2 separate regions of the Homo sapiens genome follow, and region 2 is linked to region 1. The links are chromatin loops, found by intact Hi-C in ENCODE. Cell type or tissue: sigmoid colon. All regions are shown on one strand.

Region 1 (4,000 bases):
GCTGAATTTAATGAAAGAATGTTAAAAATAGAGGTTCCACTTGTTTTTACTTTCTGTAATTTACTTTTAAATTCTTCCATGTGGACACTGTGGAGTGTGTGTATTACACATGAATTATTCTATCTCTCAGAGATGGTAAACCAATATCTGAAGCACCTAATTGAGGATATTCAATTCAGAGTGTTTAGTATTTCAAAGATGCATGAGGTAGTTACCATAAACATTTCAATTATCAACATATCTGATCAACAAAGAAGACTTAGAAATGTATTTTTTTTTACAATGGTTAAATGGAGTTTAAGATTTGTGGATTCTGTACTATTGCATGAACAAAATTTGGGAATCTAGTGATACAAGTCTGGAAATCTGGTCACCTTTCTAATATCACTGTAGGTTTATAGCCTAGACCATTCTGCTTGCAGGATTGTTCTATAGTAACTAAAATAATGCTGAGTATTGCACTAGAACATCAACGCATCTGCCTCCCCTGAGCTCTTGATGCAAACTGCTGGGGGGCACTGAAAAGAACAGAGACAGTGAATTATCATGGAACTGATTACCTGTGCTGTGTCTGCTTGCTAATAGACATTTGAACGTATGACAAATTTGGTAGTAAGGTATGGGAGAGGAGACCCACGTATCTCACCTACCAGAAGGAACCTAATATTGATAATATTGATGATTACATTGGCTTAGATCTGTTCTCACAACACACTTCCTGAGAATGAACTGAATAAAAAGAAGCAAAAAATAGGAGTTTAAAAGAGAGAACAACATGTTAATATGGTTGATAAATTCTTCTTCATGAGGAATGCACTTCTTAGATTGGTTTTGTTTTGGGGATGCTGTTTCTTTGAACAAGCATCTATGTTTCCTGCCTAATTGTCCCATAGGATCCATGTTAAAAGGAAATAATAGTACATTCTTTGACTGTTGGGCAGAGCAGACATCTTAGTCTGTTCAGGCTGCTATAACAAAATACCATAAACCATGTGGCTTATGAACAACTGAATTTTCCACAGTTCAAGATCAAGGTGCCAGCAGATTTAATGTCTAGATAAGGCCAACTTTGTTGTTCATAGATGGCAGCTTCTAGTTGTGTCCTTGCATGGTGGAAGGAATGAGGGTTCTCTTTTGGGCTTCTTTCATAAGAGCACTAATCCCATTCTAGTGATGTAGTCACCTCCCAAAGGCCCGCACCACTGAATAACATCACCTTGGAGGTTAGGATTTCAACATATGAATTTTGGGGAGACACACACATTCAGACCATAGTAGCAGAGATAACTGGCCCATACTGGAGTTGATTAAACCTGTGACCATAGGCAGAGGGCACTCACTCCTGAACTTCTGGTCAAAGACATTGATTGGGATTTATTCCATGAGATATGGCTTTCACAGAACTCCATATTTCACATGAAACTTGTAGAGACCTACAAACTTAAGGGCATTTTTTATGAGACAGGGTTTCACTCTTGTTGCCCAGGCTGGAGTGCAATGGCGCGATCTGGGCTCATTGCAACCTCCAACTGCTAGGTTCAAGTGATTCTTCTGCCTCAGCTTCCCAAATAGCTGGGGTTACAGGCACCTACCACCACGCCCAGCTAATTTTTGTATTTTTAGTAGAGACCGGGTTTCACCATGTTGGCCAGGCTGGTCTTGAACTCCTGACCTCAAGGTGATCCACCCGCCTCGGCCTCCCAAAGTGCTGGGATTACAGGCTTCAGCCACCACACCCAGCCTAAGGACATTTTTCTTAAATGACCAGGCCAAAAGCTCCGTAAACATATATTCCACCATAAAATATAATTGTGAGGCACACTCTAGTCTGTATTCTGTAACACACATTGTTTATTTGTGTGGTAATCTGTGCCTTCCATCACTGGATTAGCATAATGGCTTTAGCCTGTTTTCATCTTAGGGTATTGTTTAGAAGGAAAAATTAATATGCTCTGTTTCTACTAATCACAAATTCCATTTTGTATTTCTTTGATATACATTCTTTGATGTGACAGAAAACTCAAAATCTTTTTCAAGGAAGAAAATGGCAGTGAATGTGTTTAACATGTACACAATCTCAAGAGCTTAGAAAACTACACAAAATGGGGAAGCTAATATTCTGTGTGTTTGGGGCTGCTTTGTTTGAGGAATTTAATTTACAACCCTGGTGGCTTTCTAGGCATGTAAGAAATTCTTCTTCCCCAACACTGTAGAACATTTTGCAACTATCCTGTTTGATTTACTACACCACTGAGAGAACAAGCTAGATAAAATACCAACTAGAGTTTTCCAGAAGCGGGAGCCAAAGAACCAAAGTACTGCAGCTTTGTTCTTCCCTGTTGCTCCCTATGTTCTTGTGCAAAAGAATTTTGTTTTTCCCAGATGGCTTTGATGGTCATTGCAGAGCAGGGAAACATGATCCTTCAGTAGACAGGAGAGCAGAGTTCTCAAAATCCTTGCTTCTGCCAGCTGGAGAGAAAAGGACTGAATTCACAAGCTGTTTCATGTCCCCATCTGCTTACATGTTGATAGCACTGAGGCAAACCTTCTCTAACGTGTACACTCCCTTTTGTGCAACAGGAGTGTCCTTGAAAAGCTGTGTCTAATTCACATTTTTAGATCCCGTAGAAGCTTTCCCACTGACTTACATCATGACTTCAAAGATGTTTTATCTGATACTGGATTGATCTCCAGTTGGCAGTGGCTTTACCTTTCAGTCCTTTAGGCTTTCTGTCAAGACATTAATGATATGTCAATGAACACAGGGATTCAGAAACTTTTGGTAAATTCTGTTATAAAGGGAATAACCATTCTTTACTGTATATTCCACCATTCACTTATTCCACAAGCATCTATGGAGTTCCCGCTGACTGCTAGATACTTAGGGCAGAAAATAAATAAGGCTCAATATCTACCCTTAGGAAGTTCTAGTTTCCTGTGGAAAATAGGCTTAGATTTGCAGGTATAGGTTAGTATAATTAGTGCCAGGAGGCTTGTGTGCACTAGGCCCTGGGAACAAAAATGAGGGACATCAGGCTCACTCTGGACATCCAGGAAGTGTCCAGGTTTTGTCAGATTAGGAGGGCATACATGGCATGTTAGCAGGGAGAACAGCTGTGAAGGCATTGGAGTATGGAGCAGGACATCCTGGAGGAACTCTGATCTGTTCCATGAAGCTCAGAGCAAAGATTTCCACGAGCAGTTGCTCTCCAGCACTTTTCAGTGACTGTGATTCTTTGTTTGAAGCTGTAGCACTAGCATAGTGTAGTGGTTGACAAATGGACTCTGGAGCCAGATGGCCCAGGATCACATCTTGTGTGTAATTTGAGGGAAGTCCCTTTAGCTTTTCTGTGCCTAAGTCTCCTTATCTATAACATGAGTATTGTAATACTATTATCTACCTTGTAAGGTTGTTGTGAGAATTTAATCAATTAACAAGACCTAGGATGTAGAAAATATTATATAAGTATTTGACTTGTTCCTAAGACAACCCAGGCAATTAATTTAAAGATCCCAGAAGCATTTCTGATGAAAAACGGATACTCCAAAGTTTAGGAATAGAAGAAAAGACTTAGCCTTTCTGTAACTCTACTATGAATGAAAATTACCTAGGGACCTCATTAAAATGCAGATTCTTGGCCCCACTCTCAGAGAATGTAATTCTTAGGTCTTGACTGCATCCAGGAACGTGCATTTTAAAAATCACCCACAGCGATTTTATGCAGATACAGTCTGAGAATTTTTGAGAGACATTGCCAAAGACTTTGCTGTTTTGGAGTACATGACACACAGGCACTCAGAAGTCCTGTGTTTTGGTCCCACCTCTGCCGTGTACTGGTTGCGTGACTTGAACAAATCAGTTAATGCTCTGAGCATCCATTTCTTTCTGTGGGGTTAATATTGTTGCATTCCCATGAAAATGAAACAAAATGTGTATCTGAAAGTTACTGATGAAGCTACCATAGCTAAGTAGTCTTGTTGAAACTGTGGGTGCCTCAAC
Region 2 (4,000 bases), 180 kb before region 1:
TGTGTTCCTCTGTAGAGCACCAAATCAGACTCCTGAACCAGAAGTGTATAAAAACGAAGTGATCTGTTTGACTTGTTGATGATTCCATAGGAGGCATTCTTCCCTCAAGTCATTTCTTAGCTGATGCCTCAGTGCGATATGAGGGGCCACTGCACTTTTCCATGATACTACTTGGAGGGCCTGAGCAACCATGCTGATTTATCACCCACTGGGATTTTTTGTCCTTTACAAGGTTTGCAGTGTTTGTCCCAGTATCTGCACAAGCTCCAGAATTAGTCATTATGCAATTGCTTCCCAAGTTATGAGGCAGTCATCAGCTGGGATGAGCTCTTTGCTTCTCTGTCTGAAATGTTGGATATCAGTGCCAAAGAGAGTCTTGCTTTTTAAACTGTGAAATTGTTTTTCACAGGCTCTTTACTAGTGTATGGGCTGGAAGCTATGCCTTTTTTTCCGCAAAAGGTTAAAACTGTAAGAAGAGTTTCTCAGCATATATGACTCATGTTCTTTCTAGAGTAAGATCGTTGGGAGACATTTAGTTTTGAATAAATATATCTCTAGTGAAGTGTGCAGAGACTTGACATGTGCTATTTGCAGTTTTCAGCCTCTTATAATTTTGTGAAAAGTGCAGTGTTGATTGAAAGTTTCTATTTTTGATCATGGTGTTAAGATCATTGTTTGTTTTACTTCTTGCCTCAATAAAATATGAGGTAAAAAAAAACTTCATTTTTGTGAATTTTTATATGTGTTAAAATTGTAGTATTTTAAATTTTCAAAAGATGCCTTTCTATAATATGGTTTAATTGTTTAAGTTTTAGCTCACAGTCTATTTTTATAACCACTGAGTTTTACATTTTATTATTTATGCTGTGATTTGGCATTCTGTAAAGTTTCTGATATGTGCTGGCTACTCTAACAGTTAGGGTCTTTGGAGGTCTGTATTTCCAACTTTATATAATTGATCTTTTCTTTGTTTTTACTGTAGCTTCCAGGTCAAGATTGAATGTGTTTACCAAAAGGTACTTATGTAGGAGTTGTGATTCTTACGTATTGGTTGCTGAAAACTAAAGGGGCTTTTGAAGGCAGGATGACAAGCAAAGCATTATTTGTAATAGAGCATCACTGTTGGATATGGTAAAGTAAAATTTTAGGTGAAAACCAGTGACACAAAGGGATTCCCTGATGACTCACCCATTTTTTTTGAGTCCACTCCTTCATTTTCTCTGATCTCCTTCTCTCCTGCTTCATCATTACTCTCTGCTGATATACAGAGTGTTTGAATGTATCCACCACCGTATCTTCTTTTTCTCTCTTCCTTCTTTGCCCTGCCAAATGTGAATGTACTGCAAGGCCCTATCCTTTCCTTCCTCAATGCTGATTCTGGTGTGATGGAGCATCTGGAAGCTTAGCTTCAGTCAGTTTGTGAGCCTTTCCTGAACAGGGCAGAAGGAACAATAGAAGCTTCATCTACAGTAAGTAGCATATGGGGACCCAAACCAGTCTTGCTCCTGTAAACCAGGTGTTGACAGAGGGGAGGTAGAGTTACTTCTGGTTACTCGTATTCAGACCATCCTGTATCCTTCCAGCAAAGCCTATCAGATCTGTCCAATTTGTGTGAACTAGAGTCTTTCTGGAATCCCGTCCCTTTGGATGGAACTTGTCTATTTTGCCCAGGTCCTGCTAGTTCTGGAGAGGCTGAGTTCTGTCCTTCATCTCCTGATCCCGTGGCAGGTGATCTGTCCTGATATGGCTAGCCTGTGACTGGAAATTCCTGCTGCTGTGCCTGACTTTCTAGATTAAACTTCCTAGTTATCAGCTCTGGCCTGATTAAGCCTGTGTTTGCACTGTCCTTCAGAACATTGTAGTTGAACAGCCAGCTCCCTTCCTCAAGGTTGAGCCCTAAAATTTGGTCAGTTTCCCAAGCCCTTGCATGGCCTTGTCCTGGTCTTCTTTGTTCTGCAGTGGACTGAGTTTCCTCTTTGAGGGTAAGTTATAACAGGCCACTTTTCTTCTCCCTGTGTTCCCACTGAAGGCTTCAGCAATGACCTCTATTAGGAAATATATTTCTTAAGCTCCAATTCTATATTTTATTTGCTTAATGGACCCTACCTACATATGTTCCCCTGATAGCTTAAACCCAATCTATGTCTAAAATTGAACTCATTTCCTTCCCGCTCCTACTAGTTCTTCCTTCAGATTTGACCATCCTTTCTGTTAATGGCACAGTGGTCTATCCCATCTTCCATGCCAAAAACGTAGAGTCATCTTGTATTCCACCTTCTAAATCACCTTTCATATTCAATGTTAATTGTTTCATTTCTTTTGTATCTTTTTCCAGCTCCTCATTTGTATGTTTCACTCTGTGCCTTTCTTTATACAGTTGCCTCTGCCTGAGATGCAACTCCTCATTTCTGCTTGTTTAAGACATTTTTATCCTTCAAGAGCCAGTGAAGATGGTTTCTGTTCCAAAACCATCTTCTCTGATATGGCCAGCTGGAAATATTCTTATATATTCTTAAAAAAAAAAAAAAAGCAAAGGAATCTCAAAAATGTGTCCTGTCATTATTTACGTACGTCTTGAATTGTCCTGGTTATAGTTTAAGCACCTGAGATAAAGGTCTAAGTGCGTGCATCCATGTGTTGTTTATTGCTATATCATATCAAAACCCACCCAGATCTTCCTAAATTGTTCTCTGAACTCCAGGTATCATTGCTAACTAGCATGGATATCCTTTCGGTGTGCCCTATAGCACCACATTCTGTGGCTCCCAAGCTCAGCCACTGTGTATTTGTGTCTACCTATAATGGCTAAAAATTGTCCACTATGTGTAAAATATCTTTTGAAGTATCCCAATTACTTTCCCAGCTGAGCCCCCAAAAACCAGAAAGCAGACACAGAAGGAACCAAAATATATCAAATAGCAAAGAAAATGGCACAACCACTTTGGAAAACAATTTGGCAGTTCCTGAAAAGGTTAAACGTAGAGTTACCACATGGCCCAGTATATCTCTTAGCTATGTATCCAAGAGAACTGAAAACATATTTCCATACAAGTACCTGTACATGAATGTTCATAACAACATCAGTCATAATAGCTAAACAGTGGGAAGAACCCACATGTCCATCAACTGATGAATAGATAAACAAAATCTGGTATTAATATATCTATACCATGAAATATTATTCTGGCATCAAAAGGAATGAAATACCAACACATGTTGCAACATAGATGAACTTTGAAGACATTATGCTGAGTGAAAGAAGCTAGTCACAAAAGGCTACATATTATATAATTTCATTCATATGAAATGTCTAGAATAGCCAAATTCATAGAAACAGAAAGTAGAGTAGTAGTTATCATGGGTTGTAGTGGGGGGATGGGGAGTGACTACTGATGGATATGGGGTTTCTTTTGAGGATGATTAAAATGTTCTGGAATTAAATAATGGTGATAATTGCCGAACTCTGTGAATATATTAAAAATCACTGAACCGTACACTTAAAAACGGGGAATATTTAGGGTATGAGGATCATATTTCAGTAAAACTGTTATTTTGTAAAAAGTGAAGAAAAAAATGAGGCCGGGTGCGGTGGCTCACGCCTGTAATCCCAGCACTTTGGAAGGCTGAGGCGGGCCGATCATCTGAGGTCAGGAGTTCGAGACTAGCCTGGCCAACATGGCGAAACCCCGTCTCTACTGAAAATACACAAATTAGCTGGGCACGGTGGTGCATGCCTGTAGTCCCAGCTACTCAGGAGGCTGAGGCTGGAGAATTGCTTCAACTCGGGAGATGGAGGTTGCAATAAGCTGAGATCACGCCACTGCACTTCAGCCTGGGTGACAGAACAAGACTCTGTCTCCAAAAAAAAAAAAAAAAAAAAAATTAGATTTTTTTAAAAGTAAAAGGAGAATGGGTCTGAATATGTTTTGTTGAACCAAGGTGAGCCCTCTGGCTGTGATTAGGTCAGTTAAAGCACTTTGATGGATGAGGAGATCAAGGC

The links. Hi-C counts contacts between places; a loop is a spot of excess contacts. Peaks named below come from ENCODE experiments on the same cell type or tissue, not always from the same donor. Only the 100,000 strongest peaks of a DNase experiment are listed, where the experiment ranks them.
Region 2: it touches region 1 in a loop (2.5-fold over the local background); 1 of 110 quality-filtered maps calls a loop at or near these places.

What each region holds. Positions count from the first base shown.
Region 1 is chr13:43,514,957-43,518,956 of GRCh38, reverse strand. The region is part of intron 2 of ENOX1 (ecto-NOX disulfide-thiol exchanger 1); the gene reads left to right. Among named protein-coding and RNA genes, the nearest start is that of ENOX1-AS2, 68 kb to the right of the region's middle. In sigmoid colon, no CTCF peak of the experiment used is centred here; a DNase peak (open chromatin) is centred at 2,396.
Region 2 is chr13:43,695,325-43,699,324 of GRCh38, reverse strand. The region is part of intron 1 of ENOX1 (ecto-NOX disulfide-thiol exchanger 1); the gene reads left to right. Among named protein-coding and RNA genes, the nearest start is that of ENOX1, 90 kb to the left of the region's middle. In sigmoid colon, no CTCF peak of the experiment used is centred here; no DNase peak of the experiment used is centred here.